Linked DNA regions of Homo sapiens: region 1 is linked to region 2. Evidence: chromatin loops called from intact Hi-C (ENCODE). Cell type or tissue: heart left ventricle. All regions are shown on one strand. Each heading gives the region's core, and the rest is flanking DNA. Links, peaks and the distances in the headings are about the cores only.

Region 1 (8,783 bases), core at 2,510-7,509, 79 kb after region 2:
GTGCTGTTGGTGATATTAGCATCTTACCTAACCTGGGGCTCTACCTCCCTGTTTGCTTATTAGGTTAATTTGTTTTTAATGGAAAAGCAATAACGTGCCATTTGTATTAATAAAAGAAGTCACCTAATAAAAAGATACATAAAATAACTAGTGAAAAATCTCTCTTCACCCTTAGTCCTAATCTTGTTTTCCTTCCCAGAAGAAACTAGTATTAAGTATTAATATTTTGTGTGTAATTTTTTTAGAAAAATGTCTGAACAAATGAACATACATATATACAAAACTGCATACAGAGGTTGCTTTTAAGACACAAATGAAGTTATGCTAAATCTTTTTTGTGTCTCATTTGTTTCCACTTTATTATAAATATTTGTGTGTATGTTGATTCTACATCATTTATATTTTACATCATGAGCAGCCCATTATTTATTTTACAGTTCCTGACATGGCTGTTACCAGCATTTTGCTATGATGTACAATATTGCAGTGAACATCCTTGTTTGGAAGGCAGTAGATCTACCTAGTAGTAGCGGTGGTTAAGAGCTCAGGTACTGAAGTTGAAATGCCTGGGTTGAATCTTGGCTCCGCTGCTTATTATCTCTGTGACTTTGGGCAAGTTACTCAACCTTTCTGTTCCTTGGTTTCCTCATCTGCAAAATGGGGATGAAAATAATAGAACCTAAGTTATAGGATTGCTGTGAGAATTAAATGAGTTGATGTTTCTAAAGCTTTTAGAACTATGTCTGGCTCATAGCTAATATTTACGGAGCACTATAATTTTGTCATTATGTGTGTGTGTGTGTAGTGTATCTTTGTACACTTATGTGATTATATCTGTAGGGTTATTAAAAACAGAATTACTGAGCTTACTAAAAATATAAATACAAATATTCTTTTAAAAGGCTGTGTTACGTGGACATAAAGATGGACAAGTCTGTGTTACGTGGACATAAAGAGGGACTACTAGATGGGGGAAGGAAGGAAGCAGGCAAGGGTTGAAAAACTAACTATTGGGTGCTGTGCCCACTGCCTGGGTGATAGGATCAATCATACCTCAAATCTCAGCCTCACCTATGTAACAAGCAATATACTCATGTAACAAACCTGCACATGTACCCCCTGAATCTAAAATAAAAGTTGCGGGGGGTAAGAGGAGCTGTATTAATTTCTACTACTACTAATAGTGTATTTCCCAAACCATTATCAACAGAAGTCCTTTTTTTTTTTTTGGCCAGTCTTTAGGGTGGAAATGACATTTTACTATTTTAATTTGTATTTCCTTGACTACTAGTGGTGAAGTGGTTTATTTGTAAATTTTATTTATTTTCAATTAGAGTTTTCTTTGATTTACTTATTAATATATCCTTTTGCCCAGTGGGAATTTTTTAAGTATTATGGTCACTACATTAGAATCATTGACATTTTCTCCCAGTCTAGTGTTGTCTTTTAACAATGTGATATCTTGTGCGCTATAGAAATTTTAAATGTTTTTAATAAAATATGTCAATATTACAAATTAATAATATTAGTTTTGGGGGCTTTTCTTGCCTTCTGCTTAGGAAAGCTTTATTCTCTTCACTCCTGTCACTCCTAAAATTAGTATATACTCTCTTTACATTTTCTTTTCTTTTTTGTTTTTTTTTTGAGACTGAGTCTTGCCTCGTCACCCAGGCTGGAGTGCCGTGGTGTGATCTTGACTCACTGCAACCTCCACCTCCCAGGTTCAAGCAATTCTTCTGCCTCAGCTTCCCAAGTAGCTGGGACTACAGACACGCACCACCACGCCCAGCTAATTTTTGTATTTTTAGTAAAGACAGGCTTTCACCATGTTGCCCAGGATGGTCTCCATCTCTTGACCTCGGGATCTGCCTGCCTCGGCCTCCCAAAGTGCTGGGATTTCAGGCATGAGCCACCGCCCCCGGCCTACATTTTCTTCTAGTATCTTTCATATGTTTGGCTCCTCAGTCCATCTGCAGTTTATTTTTGTATGATGTGAGGTATTCATGATTTGAAGATTCTTCCCCCACTCCCACAAATAGTGGTGTTAGCCCTTCACCATTTATTGAATGTTTTATGTTTTTCACACTTAAACTGCCACCTTTGTTAATACTAAATTACCATGTGTACAGGCTTCAGTTTTGAACTTCCTAGTGTATTCTCCTTCGTTGAACTGTTTTTATATTGTGCCAGTATCACATTGTTTTCATTAGAATCATTTTATAGATTTGATATCCGATAGGATATCCTCCTCCCCCCAAATTGGAATAGGATTTTGAATGAATTTTAGAGTTAGCTTGTTAAGCTACATGAAAACCCTGTTGGGATTTTTAACTTTTTAAAGTTAAAAAGTATTTATGACTTTTAAAATAATGTATTCTGTTTTGGCTGTTTATAAAATCACTGAAGGCACCAGATTAGAATATATTTTTTGTTTTCAGTTATGGTCTAGGTTATAAATATATATTAGTCTAAAGAAACTGACACTATTAATAGGGTTGCCAGCATTTTGATCATCTTCCCTTATTCAGTTCATATTTTCCAGAATTGCTTGGCACTCTTGAGTGGAGATGGCAGGGGTCATGGCGGGGGTGTTGGAAAGGAAATATCAATGCTGTTGATGCTGACAATTTAAAACTCTGTTGTTGCTGTCTGTTCTAAACTGGGAATATTTGTAGCTGAGAATGAAGCACTTCTATGGGAGAGCAACCCCATCAGTATTGAATGCAATATCCCTTTATGCAATGGTGCTTTGGTTTGATCTTAACAAGCGTGTTAGCATGGTGAATGTATGAGAAGAAGAAGCAAGCAGAAGTCTATGGATACAAGTTTCTAAAGAGAAGGAAACCTATTTACTTAAATGTTCCAGGAGTTAATTTAATGAAGAACAGCCGGCATAGTTTAATGCTTTTTATAATTTTGATATATTATATGAAAAAAACACTGTATTTTTTTTTCAGTCATTGGTTTTAAAAGTAGAATTTCTGGCAAATCATATTTGTGTTTAATAGACTTAAGTCACTAGAGAGAAGTTTGGTGACATGGAAAAAATGAACATGTGGAACAACAAATTTTTATAGAATCTCATCACAATATAAGAAGGTAGTCTTAGCACTTTCCTCTCTAGGGTGTAAATTGGCTTCCTCCGACTGCTAATTCCTGGAGGTTAAAGAGTAACAGTGCCGGGTGCAGTGGCTCATGCCTGTAATCCCAGCACTTTGGGAGGCCAAAGCGGGTGGTGTATATCACATGAGAGCAGGAGTTCGAGACCAGCCTGACCAACATGGAGAAACCCCATCTCTACTAAAAATACAAAATTAGCAGGCGTGATGGTGCATGCCTGTAATCCCAGCTATTCAGGAGGCTGAGGCAAGAGAATTGCTTGAACCCGGTAGGTGGAGGTTGCAGTGAGCTGAGATCGCACCATTGCACTCCAGCCTGGGCAACAAGAGTGAAACTCCGTCTAAAACAAAACAAAACAAAAAGAATAACAGTGCCTTGCTGTCTTTTATACAAGCTGCCCAGTGATTTTTTCATGCAGTGTTTGGGAAACACTATTCAATGTAACACAGATAAATGCAAAGTGCTGTGGATACTGAGAATGGAGCCATTGACTGCACTGCAACTTTGGGAATGCTTCACCATGGAAGTTGAACTGGATCTCAAAGGAGGATCTAGTTTATCTGACAGATGAAGAAGAGGAGGTGTTCTAGAGCAGTAGAGTGTACCAAAACTTTTAACAGATTCTCTTGACTTCATTATCAGTCCAAACATCTTAATTTATGGTTAGAAACTTTTCACAGTGTGCCTGTTTCACACTATGTAATTTTCCAGAATGCTTTCCTGCTTCCCCACTGTTTGCTCAGAAATGATCTCCAACATTCATACCTGTTGCATATTTAAGTCTAATAATCTTTCAAGATTTTAGAACAAAGCATACTTTTTCCAGGAACTCATCCTAAAATAATTCCTTCAAGAATTAACAACTTTATTCTGTTATTTCTATGTTGCTTATTATCAGTCTCACGTTTGCCATCTTAAATTTTCATATACACATTACTAATTTTTTCAAATGTGTTAAATTATTTGAAGTAAGACATTGTCTTTTTTCCCCTTAATATTACCAAAGCCTTTAATATCACTGAGTCCTCTTAAAGATTTTTTTTCTTTTTAAAATCTGTTGAATAAGTGATCTCTTCTATAAAATAGGTAAAACTTACCTGTTGCTAGATGATCTGGGATATATAAGTGTTCAGTTATGGTTCTTATCATATCAGAGCATCTCTGAATAATGAGAGGGTGATACCTTGCCCACAGCTGTCTTGACCACAGAATACATTTTCCCAGGACCTATTGTCCACATTCTCATTTGGTGCAGGGACAATGTAGCCATGTCACTACAGTTCTAAGACCAGAAACAGATGCTCATGGAATCTTTTTTCTGAAGTATTTGGAACTGATCTGTTGTACATTTAGTGGAAAACACTTCAAATAACTTTTAAAGATTGTCATTGAAATTGTAAATAAATAAAATGTGTTAAATGACAGTTGTTCACATTTATTAAATCTGGTTGTAGGCATGTGGATGCTTTTGTTTTTCCCTCTACTCTGTTGTATATTAAAATTGTTTTTCAAAAAAAAAATCAGAGAAACTAACATTCATATAGAACTTTCCTTTTTCCTTATATGCTATTTCCTGTATGTAAGAGGATAAGTCACACCAACCTGCCATTTTTCAACTGGAATGGCAAGATTCTGTTAGGTCAGAGATTAGGTGTACCTCATAAAGTAAGGTAGAAGGAATGAGTTGATAGTGTTTAATGTGTAACTTATTCAGCGCCAGTGATGAGAAGGGCAGGAAGCTGGAGTGTTGCTACTGATCTGTACGTGGACTTAGTGGATCCTCTGTTATTTACCTTAAAATTCCAGGTTCTATCTGCTTTGGTTGCCTTCTTTTTAAATCTTGTCATATCAAACTTAAGAAATCCATTAAAAGCTTGGCCATTTGTGAAACTAATATACAGAGGTTGCTTGTTTATTTTTGGTACACTTGGAAAAGTCTTTATCAAAGGAGTTATGTCTTAGAGTCCCCAGCTACAAGCCTGATTGCCTTCTGGGGGAGATCTGACTTTGCATAAAGGCTGAGGCCCTCTTCAGGTTAAGTGAAGGAACAACCCTGCCTGTGGTCTAACATTTGGCTTATCTCTTTGCCCATTCTTGGCAGCAAGGAGGCTGATAGTTGTTATGAAAGAGGAGTCAGTGTGGAGAGTAGGAACTTATTACTCTTTTTTGCAAAATCTTCCTTTAACTGCCCCCTAGCCATCCCACAGAGGCCCAGGGATAACGTCCTGAAAATGAATAAGATGAGATCATTGTATAGGGTAGAACATGGACTAGATGGGCTTCAGAAACTTTCAGTGGTGAATTTTAGTAGCTAGTGTTTAGTGAGCATCTTGCCCCATGCACTGTGCTTTATAGGGATTATCCTATTTAATTCTTACAACAATCCTAAGAAGTAGGTGCTCCTAATTCTCACTACAAAAGAGTCAAGTGAGGCTCAGCGAAGGGAAGCAACTTGCCTGTAATTTCATAGCTACTAAGTGATAAAGCTAGGAATTGTAACCCAGCCTGTGCCTTTAACCACTAATTGAATAATACTAGCCACTGCAACATGTAAGTGGTGAAAAGTAGTTTAAAATATGGAAGAATTATTATATCCTGCATTTATGATTTTGGCAAAAAAGTGTTACTAATTTTAGCTAATTAGTATAATTACAGGTAGATGGTTCTTATGCCTGGCATACCTGTATATGTACCTTTTAAAAAAAACAGCTTTATTGCAATGTAATTCACATACCATATAATCCATCTACTTAAAGTGTACAAATCAATGGTTTTAAGTTTATACAGAATTGTATGTCTGTCTCCATAATCAATTTTAGGACATGTTTATCACCCCAAAGGGAAATCTGTACCTGTTAGCAGTCATGACCTATTCTTCCCCACTCTTCCTAGCTCCTGGGAACTACTAATCTACTTTCTGTCTCTGTATGTTTGCCTATTCTGGACAATTCAGTTATAGTAAATGGAATCATAGAATATGTGCTGTCTTGCGACTGGCTTCTTTTACTTTGGCATCCTGTTATCAAGGTTCATCTGTGTTGTGCCATGTATCATTACTCCATTCTTTTTATTACTGAATAATATTGTATCATATGGATATACCACATTTTATTTATCCATTCTGTACACATTTTCAAAGAACACTTTTTAAAATGAGGTTTGTGTTGGTCAGTTTCTTGTCAGAAATAGAGTTGGCAACGTCTTCTCCCAGAAAATACTCAATCACCTAGAATAGCCTTCCTGGGTAAAAAAAAAAAAAGGAAATTAGCACCTCTGTTGCTTCTAAAAATAACTTAAAAAAATTTCCCCTAACATTTGACACCTTTGATGTGTCTTAGTTTTGCTATGTGATCTTGAAAATTTTTGTCTCCTTTCCATTTCAGTGAACACATAGCACATAAAAGATAGGCAGTTATATAAACAGTTAGTGTAACTGGCCTTTTTTAAAAAAGAGGGTCATTTTCAACATATTTAGAGAGTACTGATGAAAATAATTGTTTGTGTGTGTTTTAGAAATAGTAACCAAAATTCTCAATATTAGAGCAATTCTTCTTTTGGAAAATTGCCAAGGAATTGTTGTTAGAAATGCTACATTATAATATTTTGACTGGTAAAACATTTGTAAGCTGACCCATTTAACCTGTTCCCACTAAATGTGATGTTGAAAGTACTGAAGATACGAGACCAGGAAACTTATCAGCAGGATGATGCGAAGATTAAAGTTAGGAAAGAAGCTTCCCTCCTAAAAGGTGATCTTTTAGGTGACAGTTTAATGATTTATTATATTTTATGGTTTTACATGATTTCTGCATTTGCCCTATTCTACTTTATTTTGTGGCATATGCAAAATAAAAACAAGAACTTTTAGAACAAAATTCCATTGTTCTGTTGGAAAGGAGCTACTGGGAAGCCCAGCTATCTGTAATCTCCTCCCTCCCCTTTCCTACCTCAACACACACATTCGGAAATAATGTATTATTTAAAGACTTAGGTGGGAGATGATTTTTTAAACAGTGATTGATTAGTGTGTGTTCAGTCCACTGCCCACAACTTTGACATAACATTTAATCATGAAAACTGATGTTTGTCAATCAAGAGTCTGTGTGATATGGCATTAAAAAAACATCAATTTGGGAGCCTGGCTCTAGCTGTGTAACTTTAGACAAGTTTTTACATATCATTGAGCTTTATTTCTTTCACAAAAATAACAGAATTACCTCCCAAGGTTATGAGCATTAAATGCTTATGCAATGCATTTACCTATAGCATGGTACATGGAACAGTCCTCATATTAATGACCTGAGATAAATCAAGAAAAAGCTTTAATAGCTCTTGTCTTACACTGGATAATCTCTATTATCCAACTGGGTAAGTGAGGTGATGAAAGTGATTTTTGTGACTTGCATACCAGTTATACAAATTCATTCAGATCGTTTTGTTTTGTTCTGTTGTCACATTTTTCCTTTGATAATCCAGAATGGCTGTCTTGATTCTAGAATAAGCCAATAAACTTGTGACTCAGGATTTTAAAAATCTGGTGGACTTATGCCGTAAGGGAGCATTTTCCTTTAACATTTGTTTCGACATAGTTTGCCCTGGCGTTGTTCAGTTTTTTTGGAGTACCACTAATTTCTCCCATACCTATGAGCAGGTAGTATGAATTTTCCATTCTGGGAGAGACTCTATTGTAGCTAAACTGCCTGTATTCAAGGATGCCTTACCTCATTTTATTCTTTGCTGTGTACATATTGTATAAGATTCTTGTCAAAGTCCATCTTTTCATAGCAGAAATTGCCCTTTATGATTTTTTAAAATTCTTTGAGTTATATGGAATCTGCATGTTTAAAACACTTACCTGTCTGGTAGTGACTACTCTGATATTTATTAATCTACTTAGTTTGTAAGTAAAGTAAACATTTACATCTGGTTAAAATTTACTATACCCCCCCCCAAAAAAAAACTACCTGTTTGTTTACCTCATAACTGATTCTGTTTACATATACCCACACATACACAACCCACCAATACTATTAAGCTTTTAATGTGGACATTCCAATAAGAAAACAGATCATTCTCATTGACTCTTACTTTTTGAGATGTATGGCCAAATTGTAATTTATCCTGGCTACAAAAAGAAGAATCTAGGCAAAGACTAAAGAAAGCCAATTGTCATGACACAGTTACACTAGGATTAGACTTTGTTAAAAAATAACTCCACAAGGATTTGCAATGGAATTTCAAACATTATCTTGGGGAATTCTGGAGAAAAGACCATTTTACTTAGACCTTTATGTTTTTGATGGTGCTGTGCAAGAGAGAAGCCAGGATTTTTTCAGAAACACTCAAATACTGGCCAGACGCAGTGGCGCATGCCTGCAATCACAACACTCTGGGAAGCCAAGGCAGAAAGATCGCTTGAGCCCAGGAGTTTGAGACTAGCCTGGGCAACATAGGGAGACCCCGTTTCTATTAAAAAAATAGCTGGGTGTTGTGGTGCCTGCCTGTGGTCCCATCTACTCAGGAGGCTGAGTTGGGAAGATCACTTGAGCCTGGGAGGTGGGGGCTGCAGTGAGTTGTGATCTTGCCACTGCACTGTAGCCTGGGTGACAGAGTAAGACCCTGTCTCAAAAAAAAAGAAAAAGAAAACAAACTTGTTTCAGCTG
Region 2 (8,783 bases), core at 1,745-6,744:
AACAGGTTCTTTTATCAAGGAGTGACATTTTATGTCACAAAAATTTTTAAACCATTTCTGTCTCTTGGAAAACCCAAAGGTAGCAGTGGCATGTGAAAAATTCTTGTTTTAAAAGATTCAAACAATAAAGAAACATGTAGAATATTTTGTGTCCGTACATTTTATGTTTAGGAGTTGAATATTAATTTGTAATTAATAGAATGGAGAAAAGCAATCAGTTAATTAGAATTCACTTTATAGGAATGAAATCTAGGCTTAAAGTGTGAGAATAATCTGTCTTGCTTTGTTGAAAGTGACCTTGGTATTCGAAGACAGAGCTGCTCACTACTGTCAGTAAGACGTATATCTTAAATTGATTAAGGCTAGGTAATCAGTTTGTGAGGATTCATTCTTAACGCTTGTGCCATTGGCAGGCATATTTTAGGTGCTGTCTCTTGGGCCATAAATTAGTGACACTGAGTGCTGTGGATTTACCCAAATAACCTCTTTAATATTTGCTACTGTTAGGTGTAATTAGAAGATACATGAAAGAGGCAGGGTGTGGTGGCTTATGCTTGTAATCCTAGCACTTTGGGAGGCTGAGGCAGGTGGATCAACATGGCGAAATCCCATCTCTACCAAAAATACAAAAAATTAGCCAGGCGTGGTGGCACCCGCTGCACCTGTATCAGCTATTCAGGAGGCCAAGGTGGGAGGATCACTTGAGCCCTGGAGGCAGAGATTGCAGTAAGCCAGGATCTCAGGATCGTGCCACTGCACTCCAGCCTTGGAGACAGAGAGAGACTCCATCTCGGGGTGGGGGGAAAAAAAAGAGAAAAAGTGAGAGAGCCTGGACAACATAACAAGAGCCTGTCTCTACAAAAATAAAATTAAAAAAAAATTAGCCAGGTGTGATGCCACATGCCTGTAGTCCTAGCTACTTGCAAGCCTAAGGTGGGAGGATCCATTGAGCCCAGGAGTTCAAGGCTGCAGTGAGCTGTGATGTTGCCGCTACACTCCAGGTGACAGAGCAAGACCCTAAGACCTTATCTCTTAAAAAAAAAAAAAAAAAAGACGTGAAAGTTCAGTAAATGTTTGCAGAGATGAACGCTGGTATTTAAAGAAGTAGAAGGGATTTTAAAGCAATTACTGCATTTCAGCTAAAATCCGAAGACCTTATCATGGTCTCATAGGTCCAACATTATCTGGACTTTACCCATCTAACCTCAGGTCCTACCTTATCTACCACTTCACTGTATCTTGGCTACGTAGGCTTCCTTTTTGCCATGCCAAACTTATCCTTGTCTCGGAGTTTTGTTTCTTGCCTTTTTCCTTTGCCTGGAATATTCCCCCTGTAGCTCTGCACATCTCAGGTCAACATTACCTTCTCAGATCTTTTCTGACCACTTTAGCTTGAGACTTCCTCTTCCTTGGTTACTTTCTGGTTACTTTATGACATTTTTTTCATTTTCTTAGTATCTGAAATTAACCTGTTTATTTGTTTCTGTTTATTTCTTGTCTTAGTCTGTCAATATAAGTTCCCTGAAGGCAAGGATATCATATGAGATCGTTCTTGTTCTGTATGTAGTAAAGATTCAAACAATAGTAAAGAAGTTGGAACCCTTATACAGTGCTGCTGGAAATGTATAATGGTGCAGTTGCTTTGGAAAACAGTTTGGCAGTTCCTCAAAATGTTAAACAGTTACCATATGATCCAGTATTTCCACTCCTAGGTGTGTACCCAGTAGAAATGAAAACATGCCCACACCAAACCTTGTATACAAATGTTTATAGCAGCATTATTCATAAGCAAAAAGTAGAAACAACCTGAATGTCCCTCAACTGATGAGTGAATAGGTAAAATGTAGTGTATCCACACAGTGGAATATTTGGGAATAAAAAGGGATGAGGTACTCAATCACAAGAACATTACACTAAGGAGTCAGGCATGAAAGACCACATTTTTATTCCATTTATATGAAATATCCAAAATAGGCAAATCTATAGAGAAAGAGGGAAAATTAGTGGTTGCCTTGGATTAGAGGGGATAGGGAGGTTTGGGGTGAGGTGACTGCCAATGTGGATAGTAAATTTAGGGTGATTGAAAGTCCTGAAATAGATTACAGTGATAGTTCTATAACTCTATAAATGCACTAAATAATGTTGAAGTGTACACTTTAAATAGATAAACTTCATGATATGTAAGTTTTATCTCGACTAAACTCTTAAAAGGGATTGAAGCAATAAAAAGCATATAGAATATTTTCTCTCTTGATTTTACATTTATCATTTGGATATTACCTGTTTTAAAATAATAGCAGCCTGGGCAACATGGTGAAACTTCATCTCTACCAAAGAAAAAAAAAAACAAAAATTAGCTGGTGTGGTGGTGCGTTCCTGTAGTCCCAGCTCCTCAGGAGGCTGAGGTGGTAGGATTGCTTGAACCTGGGGGGTTGAGGCTGCAGTGAGCTATGATCGCACCACTGAACTCCAGCCTGGGCAACAGGGTGAGACCCTCTCTCTAGAAAATAAAAATTAAAATAATAATGGAATAATTTAATGGGGAAACTTCAGCTCCTAGTTAGTTCCACAAATGTGGTAAGTGCTTATTAAATAACTGATGGAGGAGGTTAGGTAAGTATACAGATAATTATGATACAATACATAGTTTGATAAATGCTCAGAGGGGACTAAGCCAGGGGTCATAAGTGTTTGATAGTGTTCAAAATCCATATCTGAGTTTGTGTGAGGGGAATGAGGAAAGGCCTCCTGTAGGAGGCAGCATTCGAGATAAGCTTTGAAGGCTGGTTAGGCTTTTGCTGGTAGAGACAGGGATGGGGACAAGGCATTGAGAGGAAGCAAGCAGGAGCAGAGGCATGTCAACAGTTACTAGCACATTTTAATGGAGCTGAGGGTGCAGGTAGGATAGGAATGGGAAATAAGGCTGCGAAAATAGATTAGGGTCTGTAGTGGACAATGTGTTTTTACTATCCTCCTGATGCCTAGTGTGCCTCCAATGGCTCATACTTAGGAAGAACGATACCTCTTACCTGCAGAGAGCTGGAAGTGTCTGGGGACATATCCTCCTCCCGCTCACAGACCACTGTCAGGAGTGTAACTTTGGAGCAGGGGCTTTGACTTGTTTCCCTCTGTATCATCAGACTTGAAGCAGGGCTTGGCACCTGGTAAACATTCAGAAAACATTTGAATGAATGAATGAAAATCAAGAAGTGGCAAGCAAGGTCTATTTAAAGCAAAGCAAAGTTTATTTTACGAAGCCCCTTGACAAGGAGATTTTGGAAGCCTCTTGGATTTGGAGCTAAGGAGTTTAGTTAGGAAAAGAGATTTCTGGTAATACGAGGAATGTTTTAATGAAATGAATTTGGTAGTAACGTGCAGGTTGAACTGGTGGATGGAAGGATTATGTCTGTGCTCCCCATCTCCACTGTCCCTTTCCTGTTCCCACTCCATTAGGCCTTGACAAAGGTCAAGGACTTCCCGCAGTCCAATAATAATCTCCTAACATCTCTCCTTGCTTCTACTCTCTCCCTAAATAGGGTGGTGGCAGCAGAATAGAAAGGATCAGATACAACAGATAACACTGAAGGAAAAAATCTACGACTTCAGAAAGTAAATATTTCTAAAAGAAATAGAGAAGTTATGAAGCACAGATTTTATTGCAGCGGACTGGCAGTTTTTACTCTTAGGGTTGGCCAGCTAGTAAATTTATTGCATACCTGCGTGTGTCTGTGGCTTTCGAACTCTGAAATTGTGCATTGACTCCATGAACAAGTTAATACTGTGAGACTGCCACCCTGTGGACAAAATATCAGGACTAAAACCATCAAGAATTAAAGTTTCATTCATTTGCGATTTACTGTTTTAGAACTGGCTTTGGTTCTTCCACGTTGGTGCATGCAGTGATGCTCATTAAATAGAAAGCTTGAAATTAATTTTTTCTCTGAATTTTTTCTGAGGCTTTTAAATAAAGGGAATCTAAAATGGAACCAGTAGTTTTAAAAAGCTGCAATGATTCAAGAGTGGTTTTTAGATGGTACTTCTTTGCTCTAGAAATTTCATATGGAAGGGTTGGTTTTTTAAAATATTGTGGCATGTAGGCCTGTTGTGAAATGGTCATTTATCCCTTTTGTTGTACTGATTTTTTTCATCCCATTTTATAAGACATATGGTATTATCCTTGAGAGTTATATTTTTTGAGAAATATATCAAACATCCCCCCACACCCTTTTTTGGCTAAGTGAAAGTGGCCTTCTTGCCTCGTTTTTTTGTGGATTTGGTTGTAGTTGTTAAAAGTTCTCTACGTTTTGGATGGATTGCCTTAATTGTATTTATACAAATGAGTTTGGTTTATATTACGCTACTTATTTAGAAGGACACTCTGCTCACAAATTATACTAGTTTGGTAGTTTCATAAACTAGCTTGAATCAAAATAAAATGGTGATTGTGAAATACTTATTTGCTCACTGCAACTCAGGAAATGTTTCAGTTTTGGACTCACGACCAAATAAAACTTTCCTAAGAGATGAGCTGTTTACAGCCAATAATGTTATAAATATCTTACACACTTGAATTCCCAGAGGTGTCAGAAGGGGTGGGGTAGCCATTTAGGGCTTGAAATTTGTGTCACCAGTAAAGCAGAAGTGGGTTGAAGCAGCCATCTGGGGTCAGCAATTGTGCCTTATTTAAGAAGGTGATATCCACACTGAGGAGAATGGATGAATCATTGATTGACCCCCTTGCCACTGATACTTCACCATAGAGACCTGGTACTTTACCATAAGGACCTTACGTTTTGGTAATGTACTAATGGTCAAATATAATGTTAATGATCTTAATTTTTTTTTTTTTTGAGACGGAGTCTCAGTCTGTCACCCAGGCTGGAGTGCAGTAGCATGATCTCGGCTCACTACAAGCTCTGCCTCCCGGGTTCAAGCAATTCTCATGCCTCAGCCTCATGAGTAGCTGGGATTCCAGGCGTGCACCACCATACCCGGCTAATTTTTGTATTTTTAGTAGAGATGGAATTTCACTGTATTGGCCAGGCTGGTCTGGAACTCTTGACCTCAAGTGATCCTCCTGCCTCAGCCTCCCAAAGTGCTGAGATTACAGGCGTGAGCCACAGTGCCTGGTGATTTTAATTATTTAAATATTTCTCTGAGTCAGTTCTGAAAAATGTAGTGTGACAAATGCAATAAACTTTAAGTGTTCGGTTTTATTTAACTTTTTCAAAGTAAATATATGGAGTTGTGGGTAACTTTTCAAAATTATTTTTTGCTAACACATATGTCTCACATTCTACAAACAGTGCTGTGTAATTGTAAGTGAAGTAGACTATGATGAAAGTGCACGTTTATGTAGGTTTACAAGGTAAATTGCCATATAATGTAGATCATTTAGATTAGGTTAGTATTATTTAGATACAGTTTAAGAAAAGTAGCTTACTTTCTTAAATTTATTTTTAAGTATTTACTCATTTATTTATTTATTGAGACAGGGAGTCTCTCTGTCTCCCAGGCTGGAGTGCTGTGTCATGATCATGGCTCACTGCAACCTCTAAATGCTGGGTTCAGGTGATCTTCCCGCCTTGGCTTTCTAAAGTGCTGGGATTACAGGCGTGAGCGACTGTGCCTGGCCAAGGAAGGTAACTTTCAAAATACTTGGTGATCTATTTACTCTTCACCTAGGTATTGAATGAAGAGTCAATAAACTTAAAGATATATTTGTTTTCTAGTCTTCTTTAATGGTTTTGCTATGATATCCTTTTTAAAATTGTAAATGACAATGAACTTACATAAATTTTTAGTTTAACATTTCACCAGCACTTAAGAGACTTTATCACACAATATCTTTCTACATTTTTATGCTATAATGGTTACTATTTCAGGATTAATGGAAGTGTTCACTCCTGAGTTCATTTCACAAATTTAAATACTAAAACATTTTGTTCTTTGAAAAGTAATTCTGGCCAGGCGCAGTGTCTCACGCCTATAATCCCAGCACTTGGGGAGGCTGAGGTGGGCAGATCACTTGAGGTCAGGAGTTCAAGACCAGCCTGGCCAATGTGATGAAACCTCGTCTCTACTAAAAATACAAAAATTAGCTGGGCATGGTGGTGCACACCTGTAATCTCAGCTACTTGAAGGGTGTGTCAGGAGAATCACTTGAACCTGGGAAGTGGAGGTTGCAGTGAGTCGATATCATGCCATTGCACTCTAGCCTGGGCGACAGACTGAGTGAGACTCTGTCTCAAAAAAAAAAAAAAAAAAAAGAGAAAAAGAAAGAAAGAAAAGTGATTCTAATATAGACGACTTGAACTTTGAAAAAGCAATAACTATTCTATAAATTTTGTGTGTATGCAAACTTTAAAACATCTTTTATTTTTGAATGCACACTAATCACTATTGAATACACACCTTTGACTTAAAACATTTTTGTGCTTTATTTTAAATTTGTGGGAAGGTGCCTAGCCTAGTGACTTTTTGATCCAGAGAGTCATTCTAGATTGTCGTAAATCTTTATTTGCAGTTTAATCTTATTACTTAAAGTTTTTTGAATTTAGAGTCCAGAGACCAAGATACATTTCTGATTTAGAATGTGTTGATATATTGCTCTATATGAAACTTTTTTATCCGTTTTCAGGTGTGTGTGTGTGTGTTTTTCATTTTCAGTTTTAATCAAACATTTAATTCAACTTTTCAAGGTTGTAATGGGATTCATTTTACCTCAGCTGTTCAAACGTCTGTGTTTATCATCGATACCCTCTAATGCCAAGGTGCACAGAGCTGAAATAGAAAGGAAGGGTACAGCCACAGGCAAAGAGAATGGGATAAGGTGTCCCAGCGCATGAATTGGGGGCAGTAGTGAAGGAGGAGTATCCTGAAGGGAGGCAAAACATAAGCTTAAGGAATTTGGAGCTCCAAGCAGGCAGGTGGCATCAGAGAATTTCAGATATGAGTGGGAATGCCTTTCATTTGTTTTTTTTTCCCTTTGTTTTTATGCCATTTCACATGAACTACAATATTACTGTCCCTTAAAGTGCTACTTTTAAAAACTTTTTTCTTTTGCATTGCCATTACCTTCTAGAAGGTTGTTTGTTTATGAAACATATTTTTAGATGGCTTTTTGCCACAAATGTGTGGGAAATGAAGGCACATAAAGTTTATATGAAAGCAGTCACAACCTGATACTCATTAGGATGGGTCCTATTAAAACAAAACAAAGCAGAATATAACAGGTATTGGCAAGGATGTGAAGAAACTGAAACTCTTGTACAAGAATTCCTGTGTTGGTGGGGATGTAAAATGTTCTGGCCACAATGGAAAACAGGATGGCACTTTCTAAAAAATCTGAAAGAGGCCGGGTGTGGTGGCTCATGCCTGTAGTCCCAGCACTTTGGGAGGCTTAGGCAAGTGGATCACGAGGTAAGGAGTTCGAGACCAGCCTGGCAAATATGGTGAAATCCTGTCTCTACTAAAAATACAAAAATTAGCTGGGCGTGGTGGCAGGTGCCTGTAGTCCCAGCTACTTGGGAGGCTGAAGCAGAAGAATCCCTTGAACCTGGGAGGTTGCAGCGATCCGAGATTGTGCCACTGCACTCCAGACTGGGTGACAGAGCGAGACTCCATCTCAAAAAAAATTTTTTTTGAAAGAGAATTATCATAATCCAGCAATTCTGCTTCTTGATATATACTCAAAATAATTGAAAGCAAGGTCTCAGAGATATTTGTATGTTCTTAGCAGCGTTACAATAATAAATATTTATTATGTTACCAAAAGGTGGAAGCAACCCAAAGATCAGTCAGTGGATGAATGGTTAAAGTGTGGTGTGTACATACAGTGAAATGTGATTCAGCCTTAAAAAGGAAGGAAATTCTGACAACATGCTACATAACCTTGAGGACATTATGCTAAGTGAAATAAGCCAGTCACAAAGAAGATATACTGCATGATTCACCTTATATGAGGTACCTAGAATAGTCTCATAGAGACTTAAGTAGAATGGTGGTTGCCAGGAACTGGGGGTAAGGGAGAAAGGGGGGTTATTGCTTAATGGATATAGAGTTTCAGCTTTGAAAGATGAAAAGAGTTTTGTTGCACCACAATGTGAATGTACTAAAGACTATTGAACTGTATACTTAAAAAGGATTAAGATAATACGTTTTGTTCTACTTTACCCCAATTAAATAATTTTAAAAAGCAAATTTCAGTTTGTATGTGGATACTCTATGCACATTATTTATGAATGTAAACAGCATCTGTAATGATGCAGTTTCTTATTTCACCAATATGTGAGTGTTAGATGCTGGGATAAAACAATGATAAAAGCTGACAAGATCCTCATGAAGCTTGCAGTTTAGTGGGAGAGACGGACATGGATTGAACAAGTAAAAAGTGTGCTTAAGTGTACACGCATGGCAGGGAGACCCCTAACATAGTGTAGGGAAGGGCTGGATTGAGAAGGCTTCCCTAAGGACATGACGTTTCTGTAGAGATCCAAAGGATGACTAAGCCTTATGTAAGAGAAAGGGAGAAAAGGGAAGAGAGAGTAGATTGAGGGAGTAGCATTTTGCAAATGGTCTGCAAGGAGGAAAGAGTGTATTTTGGGAAATGAAAGGCCTGGTGGGCTGTCATGTAGAAAGTGAGATGCAATGGGAGATGAGGCTGCAAGGTATCAAATCATATAAGACATTCTAGGCCATGTTAGATATTTTGAATTTTATCTTCAGCAGAGTGGGCAGATATTGATGGGTTTTAAATGAGGGATTATGGAGGTGGAATGGCA

The links. Peaks named below come from ENCODE experiments on the same cell type or tissue, not always from the same donor. Only the 100,000 strongest peaks of a DNase experiment are listed, where the experiment ranks them.
Region 1: a loop joins it to region 2, with 2.4 times the contacts of the local background. A loop is called at or near these places in 59 of 110 quality-filtered maps.

Annotation. Positions count from the first base shown.
Region 1 is chr13:40,971,239-40,980,021 of GRCh38, reverse strand. All of the region lies in intron 2 of ELF1 (E74 like ETS transcription factor 1), which reads left to right. Among named protein-coding and RNA genes, the nearest start is that of ELF1, 44 kb to the left of the region's middle. RefSeq lists a silencer at 1,706-1,897 and an enhancer at 4,897-5,046. In heart left ventricle, for the core only: a CTCF peak has its summit at 5,156; no DNase peak of the experiment used is centred there; H3K4me3 peaks cover 46 bases.
Region 2 is chr13:41,049,421-41,058,203 of GRCh38, reverse strand. It overlaps a transcript of ELF1 not described here. Among named protein-coding and RNA genes, the nearest start is that of TRE-TTC1-2, 7.0 kb to the left of the region's middle. RefSeq lists an enhancer at 4,516-4,565. In heart left ventricle, for the core only: CTCF peaks have their summits at 2,767 (motif pointing right) and 3,805 (motif pointing left); no DNase peak of the experiment used is centred there; H3K27ac peaks cover 2,331 bases.